Regions from separate parts of the Mus musculus genome. Here region 2 is linked to region 1. The links are chromatin loops, found by intact Hi-C in ENCODE. Cell type or tissue: left cerebral cortex. All regions are shown on one strand.

Region 1 (8,000 bases):
GCTCTGAAGGCAGAAATTTGGACTTTTGGTAGGTTGCTTGGCACCTCTTAACTTGACCCTGGTAAGGTACTGGTTCTCAATAACTTTCTTCATGATAGATGGGTCCTAGAGTAGGGTAGGGAAGTCCAAAGAGCCCATGAGATTAGCTATGGATCCCTATGGTCCACTAGATCATCCATGCTGGTACATCCCATGGAGTGGGGGGTGGGGGAGTGGGCATAGCCTAGGGTTTTTCCGTTCTACTTCTTCTGTAGCATAACAGCCTTAGCCTGTAGGACTTAAGACTACATTCTCTCACCTTGTCTTCAGTTCCATAGAACTCTCCTCCAACTGCTGGGATGAGCAGGGGTGAGTGAGATCTGAAAACTATGAAAAGGGAGGCATATCTGCTATAGCAGGACAGTTATAAGTGGAACCTCTCATTTCTTTGGTGGACTGACTAACATAGAAGCTATTTCCAGGATACTGTAAGTCAATGGTTCCCGGCCATCCTAGTGCTGTGACCTTTCATACAGTGCCTCCACCCACCCATAAAATTATTTCTGTTGCTACTTAATAACTGTAATTTTGCTAGTGTTATAAATTATAATGTAAATATTTTTGGAGATAAAAGTTTGCTGACGGAGTCATGAACCAAAAGTTCATAACCCCTGCTCTAAGACTCCAGAACTATACAGGCTGTGAAAATAGGAAATTCACACGAGTGTTTAAAGGAGTGGTCCACAACTAGGAGAAATTCTGAGCCACAGGGGACATCTGACAAGATTTCTGTTTTCTACAAATGAGAGGTGCTAGGAACACCAGGGATGTTTCTAAATACCCTACAATACATAGGGCAGCCTTCACAATGAAACAGTGCAGAGTCCCAAATGCAATAGTCTCGAGTGTGAAAAAGTGCTTTAAAGTTCCTCATCATAGGTGACCCTTGGAAGTTTTGCATTATCTGAAGTTTAAACCAGAACAAAAGATGCTAGATGAGGAATAGTCGAATTACAAATTCCCACCAGAGGGCGGTAGAACACAAGTAATAAAACAACCTCCCCCTAGCTTTTCCAAGTCCTCTCAATGTTTCACCCTGAGGAGTTAAAATGACCATGCTTCTTAAACAGAATTCTCACCTTTTTTTGTCAGTCATTTATTCATAAGTAAATGTATCACACAGCATCTATATATTTATATCGCTCTCTGTGGACAGAATTAATTTCCACACTAAGGATTGGAAGACAATCATGGGTTGGCTTCTCACTTCTTAGGTGCTCACTATTAACCGTCACCTATGCTTTTTATGCAACTAAATTAAGATAAACAACCACTAAAACTCAGCCAAGAAGAGAGCCACCATAATCAGAGATGGAGGTGTGGATCTGCTAGCTTCTTGACTTCATCTTCAGCTAACTTATCATTGGGCCTCTTGGCTACCTAAAAGAGAAAATTTCAAAAGTGCTTTATCCTTATGATGGATGAGTCATGACATTCAAACCACCAGTGAGCAGTATTGTGGACAAGTCCTAAGACAATACATCTCGAGTGAAGGTGGCTTTGCCCCCAGGGGACATTTGCAATATGCCTGGACGTTTCCTTTGGTGTCACATTTGAGGGATGCTACTGGCACATAGTAGGTAGAGGACAGATATGCTTCCCAATATCTTATCTTAGCAGGGCAGCCCTCAGAACACAGAACAATTCAGCCTCAAATATGATTAATGTCTCGAAACTCTATCTGGGAGGAAGAGGCATGCAAAGAGGTTTCCCTTTTATCCTCCCACTGAGCTGGGGTAGGGGGGAAGGGGCTGGGGGAAGGTGCCATGATAAGTCAACTTGGACTAAGCTCTCAGAAACAGGAAGGCAAGATGGGTAAAGTTAAAAGACAGGTAGAGGGCAAGTTTCTCATCCCATGGAGTTGCCATATTCCTCTGGGCTTCCCACACTCACAACTGTGAGAACGAAACCCACTTCTCACCACTCTGAATGGCTTATCTGGATCTGCACAAGAGGAGCCAAAGCACTAGTAATATTCTAGCTAGCAATATAACATACACACAGACTCTGTGTATGTGCATGCAGACACTTGGTATTTCCAGAACTGCTCCATTTGAAATACATTTTCTATAAGCCCATCATGTTCTGCCTTTTCTGCAAGTATGTGACCGCTTTCTCATATCACTCTCTTTTCTTTCCTGCTCTTCTTCCCACAGGCTCCAAATGACTTGCCTGCTTCCCAGAAGATAGTCACAGTCCTACAAACACACACAGCCCTTTCTCGTTTCTTGCCTAAAGTTAACTGCCTGTGTGTGTGTGTGTGTGTGTGTGTGTGTGTGTGTGTGTGTGTTGTCCCTTTCTGCAATATATTCATCATATAAATTTACTACAATATGTCAGGTATGGTAATGAATATTCTCGCACCTGGGAAATAGGAGTTCTGCACGGGCTACATGAGACTCTTTCTAAACAAACAAATGAAAAACATAATTACACTTGCATTGACTGTCTATGATCTCTACCCAACCAATTGTCAATTTTGTGAAGTAAAAAAACTGTGTTTACCAGTGTATATTCACTAAGTAAAATATTACTCTCCTTTAGAATTATAATTTATGCCACATATATAATTTCATGTTCTATTGAACAGATTAATAAATATGTACATATTATTAAAATATGTACATAAATATTAAAATATGTACATGGAATTCATTTTACTCTTCATTTAAGGTAAATTCTCCTTCCCTAAGGCAAGGATTTTTTTTTTCCTCAAACAGCTTCATGCATCCCAGGTTGACCTCAGATTCACTGTGTAGCCACAACAACCTTGCTTCCATGCCCAGAATTCTAGGATTACAGATGCGCCAATATGCCCAGATGTGAGATGTTATAAAGGAATGATCCAGCGCATCATTCATGCTGGACAAACATTCTATCAATGAAGCTACACCACTGCCAGGTTAAGATTGCTTAAAATGTGAGTTAGTTAAGGCAGGCTTGTTGATACGCGTGCCTGTAATCCCAACAGTCAAGAGACCGGTGGATCTCTGGGAATTCAAACCAGCCAGGGCAAGATGATGACCTTCGACCCAGCTGAAAGTGAGACAGTGTCAACAACAACTAGACAGTTCACGTATTTTTTTTTCAATATTAACTCTTTAAAATGTACTGTGGAATTTAGTTAAGCACATCGAAAATTCTCACATTTAAGTACCTCAAAATCACGTGTGCCTTGAAGCTACAAGACACTGCAGATACTTAGCATATAGTAGACATCTGGTATATGTTTGCTAAATATTCTTTTATACTACTTTGATTCACCAATATTACAGGAATGATAAGGTAATAATGTCCCACTACTGACATTGCCTAATTATCTTAGCCTTTGGCATTTAAATTGTTTCCTATTTTCACTTTTTGGAATAACCATGCATCTGGTCCAAATCTGGTTTTCCTAGTAATAAATTCCTGCAAAATATGGCACATTTTGCCAAATAAGCCCACTTGGCCTTCTAGTAGTTCATCTTTGGTTACTAAGGACTCTTGTGCAACTCTAGAAGGGCATGTACTGCTGACGATTATAATGACAGAAACACTAGGTACAAATTAAGGTTCATAAATGTCAAGCTGACACAGATCTGAGTGAATCTGTATTTTCAAAACAATTTCTCACCTTCCATTTTAGTTAAGAAAGTGAAAAGAAAGTAAAAGCTAAAGAAGAAATAATAATAATAATAACCGAAAGCTGAGGGTGCAATTCAGTTCTGATCCCCTAGTGCCCAATAGCTAGCTGCCGGGACCGCCCAAACAAACGAATTCGCTTCCTGTGCCGCCCTTGACTCTGTGTAGCCACTGACACGACGTTACGTCACGGATAAGGCGGGACTTCCGTCTTTCAAGCCCCGTACCGGAAGCGAGCTCCTTGTTGCCCAGGCAACCCGAGCCTCCCGCTCTCCTTGTGTCACTCCCCCACTTCTCCCGCCCCTTCCTCCTCCCCACCACCAGAGCTAGGTCCGTTGTTGCCCACCGCCCGAGATCTGCCAGCTGCGTGCCCACGAGGTGACTTCGGGGGCTGATGGGTTGCTTTTGGGGAGTAAGGGAATAGCGTGGCGGACTCCTGAAGCTTGGAGTACTGGCTTGGCGCTCATGCTGTGGCTTTAATTACCATCACCCGGCAGCACGAGGAGGTTGCCTAGACCCGTGAGAGTCCCAACCCCTGACAGACTGTTAAAACTAGTTCTAATTTATGCTCTCAAGCCCTATGTGCTTCCTAATCCTTGGGTGCCTGCTGAGAATTCTGTTCCCAGGCCCCCACCTCAGACTATTCCAGTTCAGATCTTGAGAAGTGAGGCTCAAGCATGGGAAGGTTTGGGGTTTTTGTTTGTTTTGTTTTGTTTTAACTCACAGTGTAATTCAAACGTGCTGTGGATCACAATGTTGCAGGAAGTCTGTCAGGACACGTTTCTGCAGAGATGTCTAAGCTACTGGCTCATTTACAAAAACAAAACAACAAAAACCTGAGTTTCTCCCCCGCCCCCCTTGCAACTTTTGAGTTCTGTAGGTCAGAATTCTTAGTTGATGTTATCTTAAGAACATTTGACAGTTGCTGTGGGTAGCCAGAGTTCTGAACCATTTTCCCTTTTTTTTTCTGAAATGATTGTTACAAACTCGTTGCACAAATTAGGCTCTGGACTCCACTGTTGTTGGGGTTTTTATTTGCTTGGGGGGGGTTGTTTGTTGGTTTTTGTTTTGTTGTTGTTTTTTAACTAAAAGCCAGAACATTACTCAAAATCTTAAGACTAAAAGTTACAGACACAAAGCCTCTATGAATTGTGAGATTGTGATACTGTTTGAAAGTACAATTTATGCTAGCATGATTCGTCAAGATAACAGTGTCTTTGGGATGGCAGTGGAAAGAGAAACCATGTGTATATGCTTTGGGTAAATCTAACACGTGCAAGTTCACAGTAAAGTGTATGATCCCTTCTGTTGACTGCTGGGCTGGGGGGAAAAATCAACCCAAGTTGCAGAGAGGCAGGCGTTTCCATCGTGAAACTGTTTTACAGATGGCAGAGGCTTATTGGTGTTTCTTCAAGTCCAGCGTTTAAGGAGAAGTTAAGATAAGAAGGATGGCAGGAAATTAAACATAGCTAGAGGTTAGATAAGAGTTCTCAAGCACACTATAGAACTCTCAGAATTACTTCTTTATGTTGGGAAATCCACTCATAAAGCACTTGGACAATCAGATGCAGACTGTAACATTTAAGGCCAGATGAACTGGAAATATATTAATATATTTAGACATTTGGAACTTCTTACTGATTGTTGTTTTTAGTTACTGCCCCTTAATAATTTGGGGGAGCACGGGTAGGAGAGAATATTATCAGGATATAACAGACAATCTCAACAATTCCAGTAGCCCCCAAAGGCAGGAGATTATACCTGTTATTTTCTCTGGTGGAAGAAAAATGGGACCTCTAAAAGGAATAAAGTATAGCATCTATCCCTCCAAATAAGTGCCCGGAGCAAGTACAGTATGCAGAAAAGAATTTAGCATAGAATTATCAGAAATATGTTTATAGAAAGTAATTTAAAATAATTCACTGGAAAGATAAAAGTGGTCTTAACTACCCAAATTACTCAAGATTTTTGCTGCTGTGCCAGCAATTGAGTGTGTGCTGTGTTTGGCCCTGACTTTTTTATGGTCACACTCAGATATGCTGTATGAAACACATGCCTGAAATGAGACGAACACCATCTGTTTCTTCTTTTGAACCAGATTATCACTGTCGTCATCCTCTGTTGTCCTGGTTTTTTTCAGTTCTCCCCGTTACCTGTGGTGTTTCTGAGTCAGAGTATCTTGCTCTTTCTTGGGCTTCTAGTTGATTTCTGATCGACACTAGCCACATAAAGGATTCTGCAGGATTGCAAAGTAAACCATTCACAAATCTTTATCACCCTTGCTGATAAATTAAACAGTGCCTTTCCATGAGTGGTATGTGATTTGGGCAGGGGAGGTGGCAAGAATTGTTAACTATACCCTTTCAGTCTCCTCCCACCCCGCCCCATGCCTGCCTTGGAACAGCACTTAATGCAACACCCAGGCAAGCATAAACTGGAGCCTCGGCTTGAGAAAGTGAACGGGGTTAAATAATACTTACTTGTCTCCCTCCATCTTCAGCTCTGAAGGTGGCTGTTAGAGATGGAAACACAGTCGGCTGCTATATGCTTGTAAGCAGGCCCTGTGTCCAGCTGAAGATGGAGTTTGGGGAGCTGGCAAGGTAGCCCAGTGGGTAAAGGCACTTGTCACCAAACCTGACACATGCACACAATAAACCAATGTTCTTGTTTTAAAAGTGGAGCTTGGACTCGTTCTCTGGTGGAAGTAGGCCATTTGGACTCATGCCATCTTTGATGTCTACATGACTAAGTAGGGACCATACAAAGCCATAGGAAAAAAAAATCCATGAGAGTGTCAAGCCTGATACGTTCAACCAAGTACAACAGCCAGCTAGGGGTGGTGGCATGGGGACAGCAAGAGTAGGAGGGTAGGAAACAAGAGTGTCAGAAGTCCCTGTTTTTATCATTTTTCTCATTGAGTGAACTACTGGTATTTATACAATTGACAGGCATCTCTAATGGGCTGGCATTGCATGTTCAGGAAGATTTCTTACTATCACACGTGAACTTGTGTTACTCAAGGCACCTTCATTTACTTCGTTTTAGTCCTCAGCATACTGCTTTGTAGCAGGCAGTGTGTTCTCATGGTCTTCATTGCACCCCCAGACTGTCAGTCTGGCTCAAAGCCAAATCAATGGGGCCCTCAACAGAAAAAAAAAAATTGACCCTCCAGGCTGTAGACACAAAGACTAATAATATAATAATTTCTTTTGAATATCTTCCTTTGCAAAAGTAAAAGCAAATGACCTTTCATGTATTTAATTTTCAAAATTGTATAAAGGAAGATGAAGCAGAAAGGAAATTGGTGTTATAGAATATACATTATCGTTCTGAGGAGGACTTGTGGTTCTATTTTACTTTCTGGTTGCGATGACACGTCCTACATCCTATAATTATAAGATTATAAATATTCAAGAAAAAAAGAAATGGTATACAAATATGCAATGAAAAGAATAAATATGAGATACCACTGCCTTTCAACAAAGCATTATCATAGGTGGAATTTTTTTTATCTGGGGGAAAAAATGACAGAATTTCCAACTGTTGTTCTTCGTTTATAGTTGTGCATTTAAAAATATCTCTCTCAGAGCAAGCAGTGCCACTGTAGAACAAATGTGCTTCCCCCCCCCTTTTTTCTTTTTTGCCTTAGAAAGGCCGTATGGGAAAATATATCATTCAAGACTGGGAGGCTCTGTCTTGTCTGTAGGCCTCAGCGGTGGTTAGTGAATGACCTCAATGCTGTCGTGGGTTTTTTCCTCCCTCCTTTGGTGGTTGAGGACAGACAATGAATGGTCTCTGTATTCCCCAGAGCTCAGCTGGGTGGTGACCATGATGCCATTGTGTTCCGCTGTGGAGGGCTGCCCAGTTTGCAGAGCTGCAGATCCGGCCCTCCCTGACATTGCCAATCGCTTTTCTCTCAGTTCTACCAGCCCTTCAGAAGAAAACTCAGTCCCTGAAGGCTTGTTCCAGAAAGGAGAAGGAGACTTGGGTCGGGAGAGTGAAAGATAAAATGGAACCTGCTGCCCCCACATGCTTGCTTTCCTTGACATGAAAGTACTGCTGTAATGCCTGGGAGTATTGCAGTGTGAGCTTTACCAGGGATGCTAAGTGTTCTTGTTAAATCCTTAGCCAGCTTTAGAATATTAACAGATGCATTTACAAAGGGGCAGGTTCCCTTTGAAGGAAGACTGTACTCTTTCCAGGTATATCTCCTGAAAACTGTCGTGCCTGCTTCCTCAAGGTCCTGTCTACTAATGACAAGTGAGCAGTCTGTACCAGAAACCATGGCCCCCCGTGTGCTTCAGATTGATAGTGTTTTACAGGACTTCTTGTTACTG
Region 2 (8,000 bases), 170 kb after region 1:
CACAGTATTCACATTGACTTTGAGATACGTGTGGCCCACCCTGCTTGGGAAAATGAACATGCTACTTGATCGCACAGTGCCTCTGTGCTGAGCCCATATCTCAGCTGGGAATGTGGAAACAGTCCACGTTGCCCCTGTTGCTATCATGTCAAGCCCTAGTTTATGCCTACCAAACTTGTTCTCACTCTCTGAACATTTGGTTCTGTGAATTGTTTGCTTGCTTGTTTGTTTGTTTGTTTGTTTGTTTGTTTGTTTGTTTGAGGCAGGGTGCAGAGGAGCTGGGCACACCTCAGGCTGGCTGTTGCTAAACTCAACAATTGCTGTTTTGGCAGCTCCTGAATTTTCTAATGAGGTTACTGCCTGGAACTAAGTAAATAGCTGACGAGGCTGGAAAGAAAGGGGAAAAAAGTCTCTTGTGCTCATCATATTTGTGGGCATTAGCCAGGATCTACTTGGGAACAAACTCTGCCATTAAAGACAACGACTATGGATGATGGCTCACCCTTATGGAGATTCATCATTTTTTGTGGCATTAATAATTGAACCCAGGGTTTCTTGTATGCTAGGCAAGCACTCTGCCACTGAGCTACATTTTCAACCAAAACTTCACAATTTAAAAATAATTTCGCCATTATTTTATGTATATGGGTGTTTTGCCTGCCTGTATGTCTGAATACCACATGCATTCCTAGTGCCCTCAGAGGTCAGAAGAGGGGGTCAGCTCCCCTAGAACTGAAATTACAAATGATTGTGAGCTGCCATGTAGGTGTTGGGAATCAAACTCAGGTCCTCTAGAATAACAGCCAGGGCTCTTTCTCTTAACTACTGAGTCATCTCTCCAGCCCTTAGCTCTACCATTTCTAAAGAGTATTCATAAACATCGTCTGACTTGATCTTCACTTTCAGTTCAATATAAGGTGTCATTTCTTGTAAACTATAGCAGATATGCAGAAGATATGGAGTAAAGCCATCAAGGAAGGAAAAGAATAGTAAGTACTGAATCCACAGGCATTTTTCAAAACTCACATTTCATGAAAACTTAGAAATTCTATTATTTTTATTTATCATTTAATGACATTGTTACTTCTTTTGTGTTTGTCAGCTCTCATGTGCCATAGCATACATGTGGAGGTCAGAGGATAGTTTTCTCTCACCATGTGGGTCCCAGGGATCTAAGTCAGATTGTCATGGTTGACAGCAAGTATCTTACTCACTGGACTGGTATACCAGCCCTCTTTTGATTTGTTTATGTTGGGCAGGGGTGGGGTGGGGCATCACACTGGTAGCTGAGGCTGGCTAAGAACTCACTATATAGCACAGACTGGCCTCGTGCTTTTTAAAATCCTTCTGGCTTAAAAAGACAAAAATTAGAAATTTAATTATCCTGCAAGACAAAGGCTTCCCCAAACTGATTTTTAAAAAGTTTTAATACAGTCTAGTTATGGATAAAAACCAATTCTTAGCAATCATATTCTGAATTCCTAGCACTATTCTGTTTTTCTAGTTTGTATTTCTTATTAGACAGCATTTCACGTATCAGACACTGAGGAAGGATTATGGCCAAGTGTATTTCATGTGACATAAATGTTCTATGAGCCAAGAAGGCTTGTAGAGGAATTTGCAGTTAGAATGAATTGAAAAAAAAAATCTATTCCTGGTGTTTTCATTTTTCTTTTGACTTCACTCATTTTGAGCCCTGCTCCTCAAACAAACAAAACCCCTAAGATATATTCCAGAAAGCTGTGGACAGGAGGCAGTGGGCAAAATTGTTTTATGATCATGTGGTTAGGCTAAGTATAGGGAGATGACTTTGCAACTTAATGAATTTTCCTCTCTTCATCTTGTGATATCGCTGGCAGGAAGGAGCGCTCTGGTTAAGCAAGTTCTCTGTGGCCCATTAGCCTGACGACTACCTAGAGAAGGCGCCCTGGCTTGCTCGTGGACATCCTGGTAGACATTAGCCCTTGGGAAGCTCTTCCAAGCATGTGCTTGTTTACAGACCTCGCTGTGGTACTCTAGCAGATGTGCATGGTGGAGGACATAAGCTTGGCATGTAGATGAAACTGCACTCTTTTAAGGCAGTACCAGCAGTTCCATAAGGTTCAATGTAATACATCCATTTTCGGTCAACATCTCTTATTCTTGCATCAGCATTTTGTCCAGTTGCTTTGATTTGTCACTATATTATAGACAAGAGCTGTTTAAGGAAATCTAGAATGCCTTTCATATTTTGCCTTTCACTGTATTCATATTAAAATAATGTTTCAAACTAAGTTCAGTGGTGGGTACCTCACCATAGCCAGACCCTGTCTCTTATGTAAATAAACTAATTTGTCTAATAGGAGAGCCAACAAAATTGGGCTCCTCTGATATTTCTAGAATTAAATGATTTTCTTAGACACTCCATAAAAACCCACTAACATAGTTAATCACAATTTTTAAATTATATTCATTTGTTTCACTGTAATATATATATGTCAGAGAATAACTGTGGAAGTTGGTATTCGCTTCTCATTCAAGTCCTGAGGATGAAGCTCGGATCATACTTGATAGCAAGAGCCATCTTGCCAGTGCACAAGTAAAATTTTATACCTTTATGTCTGAATGGACCTAAGTTGTTCAAACATGGCCTTTAAAAAATTGTCCAATTAAGGCACACTATAAGTTTTCCCATGGAGATAGTTATCACACACACACACACACACACACACACACACACACACACACACACACACTTTTTTCTAGAGGCTGAAGTTTTAGGTGGTGCCCTCCCAATCCCTTCACCAAGAGACAATAAAATAGGCTGAAGCCATATTTCCGGGGGGGTGGGGGAGAACTGGCTGTGGGCGTGGTCTTCAGGGACAATGGGTAAAGTGGAAAGTGAGATGGAAAATTAAAAGAAAGTGTCGAAGCAGGCCAAACAGGTTTTCAAGGTGTTTTCTTGTTTAACACAGCAGAAATGTTGAATATAAGTGGGCGTGAGAGATTATCTAAAACCAAAGCATTAAAAGATCAGGCTGGTAAAGGATTTTGATTTGGGATCTTCCCACATTGTTTTGAGGTATTGTGTAAAAACCCCATAAAACTTTGGAGAATGTTTTTAGGAGAGGTGGTTGCCAACTTGTCTTTTTAAAAATGCGTGTGTGTGTGTGTGTGTATGTGTTGGTGTGTGTGTCTGTGTGTGTCTCTGTGTATCTCTGTGTGTGATGTGTGTGTATGTGTGTGTGGTCAGAGGACAGCTTGCAGCAATCTATTGTCTCTTTCTACCATGTGGATCCCAGGAATGGAACTCTCTAGTGGCTAGACTTGGCAGCAGACAATTTTACCTGCTGAACCATTTCACTGCCCCCCCAACATTTCTTTAATGTTTACTCCCAGTATGGGTGCCACGTAGCTATGGCAGCTCCTGAAATCCTTTATCCTGTGGTTATCGATAGTTATCTTTGTATGTGACTTCAGTCTATAGAATTTTTTCAATAAGGTCAATGAAGGTGAGTGAGCTAGATGCAATTATTAAATGTCTATGAAATTGGTGATACTTGAAAATTTCGGCTCATAATCAAAGTAAAGATTTAAATGCTTAATGTGAGTTAAGAACGTTGATCTCAATTGTACAAAGGGGTTTGTGAAAACAGCCATCAGAATCATCGGAGTCCCTGTTGGCACAATAGTCTTAAAGCCAGATGGTTAGAGTGCCGTTAAAAAGTACCCACTTGGGATTTTGACTGAGGACATCTAACAAATAATACTGTATGCAAATGTAATCATATCCTATCAAAAAACTTGATTTTCATATTAGAAACCACCAAAATATCAGATAGATATACTTTCGATATACTGATTGTTGAATAAGCATTAGCCCCTTTTGGAAATTGTGTTTGAGCTAAAATTTCTCATATTTTAATACAAAAAGTAGAATCTAATGCTGAATTGCTGTCACCATTGTGAAATCTATTTGAAGTTTCTTCCCTCTTGAGTACCTTTATTCTTTTGTCGTTAGTATTTTTTTAAGTCAGCTTGTCTAGAGATTTGTGAAACAGAAGTTTTTTGGGTTTTGTTTTTTTTTGTTTTAAATAGAGCAAGGGTATATCTTTTGAAGATACTTTTCCAGGGCTTAGGGATAAATAGAATAAACAAAATCGATGGCCCAGAAAGGGAAAGCAAAGGGAAACGGGCTTTCTCCTGAGAGATAACATATAGTGTGGTCTGACCAAGTCACGTGGTGGGAGGGGGCTCCTTTCTTTCTCCTCCACATCCCTTCCTCTGATGTCACAAGTCTATTATTTCCTGGGAGAATTAATTAGTATTCATTGGGTTGCAGTTGGCAAGAAGAAAAAAGGGAGGGGAGGGAGAGACAGAGGGAGAGAGAGGAGGGAGGGAGAGAGGGAGGTGAGAAGGAGAGAGAGAGAGAGAGAGAGAGAGAGAGAGAGAGAGAGAGAGAGAGAAGACAGCAGGGAGAAAAAGGAGCTTGGTGGAGAGAGAGAGAGAGAGAGAGAGAGAGAGAGAGAGAGAGAGAGAGAGAAGACAGCAGGGAGGAAAAGGAGCTTGGTGGGAGAGCAGGAGCTTCCCGGGGTGCACTGGGAGTGGGGGCACAGAGTGGCTGTTTTATAACTGGGATCCTCGGTGACGTATGGTCGCCTGCTCCTTGGCAGCTGTCTTTATGGACCAGTAGGCAGAGCGAAATTGACGCTGACAAGACTTTTGCATCTTGGAAGGCACTGTAATCTACTGTAGTGAAGAACAGAGCCTCTCAATCAGGCGGGTGTAAAGAAGAGAGACAGAGGGGAGTCCAAAAGAAAAGGAAGAGGAGGGGGGAAATTGTGTGTTGTGGGGAAGCAGGGAAAAAGCATTTTTGGTGGATGGTATGAAGCCAGCCATGGAAACTGCAGCCGAGGAAAATACTGAACAAAGCCAAGAGAGAAAAGGTACCCAGCGCTCTGACAATAGCCTGTTTTAAAGCTTTTGACTGAGGGTTCTTGAAAGGGGTTAGCCAAAAACGGTTCTAAAACAATCTCGGGTGGTATGGTCTTGTTTTGGGTGGGTTTTTTCTTTATCCTGGGGGCTAATATTAAATTATTAATAGTGTAGCCTCTCTTCTATTTCTGTTGCAAGTATTTCTATGTAATACCGTATTTCATAGAAGGATGTTTGTAGTTTGTCACCTTGAGCTTCTGGATGAGGAAAACCGTCTCTCCTTTTTTTTTAACTAAAATAATTAATCATAACTTAAGTCCTCTGCTCTGCATGCTAGGTTCAGGGATTAGGGGATGCACTATTCTGTACTAACGCTAAAGAAGAACTAGAGGGACATGCATGCTAAATATGCTTTGATCCCAGTAATACTGGAGTGATTTAGACATGCTCTATTATTTTTATTCTAACATGATTGCTCTTTCCATGTATCAGACTATGACATGTAATAATCGTTAGTAACGGAAGCTTAAAGTTTTGTCTACCAGCATTGACAGAAGGGAAGAGATCTTTTGCTAATTGAGACTTAAAGGATTTGGGGACAGGAAAACTGTCTAAGGGCTCCATCCTTAAAGGAAGTCTCAGAGCATGTCACAATTTTGATATTTAGATTTTGGAGAAATTATCATTATTGCACCAAGAAAATGGCAGAAAAGAGACGCTATGCCTCTAAGGTCAAGTTTGATGCCCCATAGAAACAGCGCAGCCAGTGCTAGGTTAACGGCATCTAGATGCGCTATAATTGATCTCTTCACTCCAAGATAGAAACCATCATAAAATGCACCAACATGCTTTATAACTACACTGGCTCCGTTTAAAAAAATAAAAACCGTCATGCTAAGGCTCTTTTTCATGACTTTTACACACAATAGCAGATACTAAATAATAGTAATTCTTCAGGCATGTTTTCTTTATGAATATGTGGATTGAGCCATATGAAATTGCTGCCATCAAACATTTTAAATATGAAAAAACACATCTATATGTGGTTCAACTTTACAGCACATTTGGGTAAAAGCTGCTTATTTTCCTATAGAATTTTTTTCTGCCTATATTAACATTCCATCTTAAACAGACCAATTTCATTTTCAAAATTTGTTTTTTAGAAGCATGATACAATCTACCGTTTTGCCATTTAACCTCTTTGAAATGGACAATTCAGAGGCAACAAGTACATAGCAATTTAATTCGAATGTTGGTACTTTAGTTTAATCCTGATACAAAGTCTACCTCTCCCCCAACAAAAGACACTCTGTCTTTTCTTGCATGTGATTTTTTTTCTTTCACATTTTTTTTTCTAATCTGTGTGAATGATCAAATAACAATAAGAGAAACTCTTGGGACTATTTCTCAGGTTTCATTTCCGTCTCAGTTAGTACTAAGTCAATTGCATGTCTGATAATATACTAGTATCCTGGAAGAAACTTACCACAGTTTATAGCATTTCTCTCCTAAATGGGTGCTTTTTTTTTTTTTTTTTTTTGCTTTATACATGCTTTTTATTAATGTCACATTTGCCTGTGGCGGATAAAACCAGTGTGACTTCTGCAAGACCATCTAGGTCTGCAGAAATGTACCTTTTGGTTTTCCTCTCAAAAACAAAAGGCACACAATTTTTACTACACAACTGTGTATCTTATTTTAATTTTGTCTCTCATAGACTTCTGTTATTTTGCATTATTTACACATTTTAATGGCAGGTCTACAGGTTGCCTCTACATCTCCAGTATACAAAAAGTAGCTAGCTATTATTATAGAGGCAAAATTAGAAGCAAATACAATTTTTAGAGGAACTTTGAAGATGACCAGGATTCATAAACACTAATTAAAAAATAAAATGCTACTAAGCTAAGGTCACATGTATGATACATGTTTTGGTATGGATCTGGGCCAGAAAATTTATCCTCAATCTGCAGCAAGGATTGTGATCATGGACACCCCACCCACCCACCCAAAGGGAAGGTGACTTATGTATGCATCTTAATTTGGATGACCAAGTTCATATTCTAGCTGCACAAAGTCCAAACTCTCACACGTATCTTTGTCATTCCCTAGTTCACTGGCCCATTGCCCTAAAACAGTAACCATGAATGGTCCTGTACACCTATTACTTCTGTATTTCTTAAGATATAATGATAAGTGTATAAAACCTATGCTTAGTTTACGGACATTAACATTTACAATTTTAGCATTATTATTTATAAAATGAATCGTAATTTGGGAACTTAAAGAATCTCCTCCTCTTCCTCTTCTTCCTCCTCTTCCTTCTCCTCTTCATCCTCCTCCTCTTCCTCTTCTTCCTCCTCTTCCTTCTCCTCTTCATCCTCCTCCTCTTCCTCTTCTTCCTCCTATTCCTCCCCTCTTATTCTTCCTTCCCCCCCCCTTCCCTCTTCTTTCAAGACTTTTTAGTTCCTAAATGTAATCCTCTACATTTTTGTTACTTCACAGAGGTTTGTATGCATATATTCCCACTGGTTTTCAGTTGATGGCAGAGGCAATTCCTGTCTGTTAATTAGGGGTATTGGTGCTCAGTGGCTAGCATCCAACATCTTGTGAATGAATAGCTTTGGATAGTTATTATAGTGTCTATGAAGAATGTAAATTAAACTAAGATTTATAAATTGACCCCAGCTTTCTGGTTAGTGTCTGTTCCCATAGGGAGTTTACATAGGGGGACACAAGTGAGCTATTGCAATTCACTAACTGCCACCAAGAGGTCTTTTTCTTTAGAAACTCAATCAGAATAGCTTTGTTCTTATTTCAGACAGAAATGATGAAAATCTTAACAAAAGGGGAAGGGTTTGTGGCTTCGCAGTGTTCTCATAGTGTTATCCCAGCATGCTGCTGAGCAACCAAAATTCACACTATACAGGGATTGTGTGCTTTGGTGTGTGTGGGGGGGGGGCGGTTGGGGTTTTTGTTGTTGTTGTTGTTTGGGGTTTTTGGGTTTTTTTTTTGAAAGCCAGTGGGTTTTCTCTGATGAGTATAGCAAATGCAAAATTATTACAAGTGACAGTTTTTTTAAGTGG

What was found. Hi-C counts contacts between places; a loop is a spot of excess contacts. Peaks named below come from ENCODE experiments on the same cell type or tissue, not always from the same donor. Only the 100,000 strongest peaks of a DNase experiment are listed, where the experiment ranks them.
Region 2: it touches region 1 in a loop (6-fold over the local background); 28 of 42 quality-filtered maps call a loop at or near these places.

What each region holds. Positions count from the first base shown.
Region 1 is chrX:166,166,510-166,174,509 of GRCm38, forward strand. Gemin8 (gem nuclear organelle associated protein 8) reads left to right here and starts at 3,945. Exons shown (of 4, transcript NM_146238.4): 1 at 3,945-4,041. In left cerebral cortex, CTCF peaks have their summits at 998 (motif pointing right) and 3,745; DNase peaks (open chromatin) are centred at 1,012, 3,872, 4,364, 4,955 and 3 more places; H3K4me3 peaks cover 1,642 bases; H3K27ac peaks cover 3,314 bases.
Region 2 is chrX:166,340,157-166,348,156 of GRCm38, forward strand. Gpm6b (glycoprotein m6b) reads left to right here and starts at 4,397. Exons shown (of 8, transcript NM_001177955.1): 1 at 4,397-4,925. The coding sequence starts at 4,865. In left cerebral cortex, no CTCF peak of the experiment used is centred here; DNase peaks (open chromatin) are centred at 1,829, 4,285, 4,648, 5,608 and 2 more places; H3K4me3 peaks cover 3,483 bases; H3K27ac peaks cover 4,773 bases.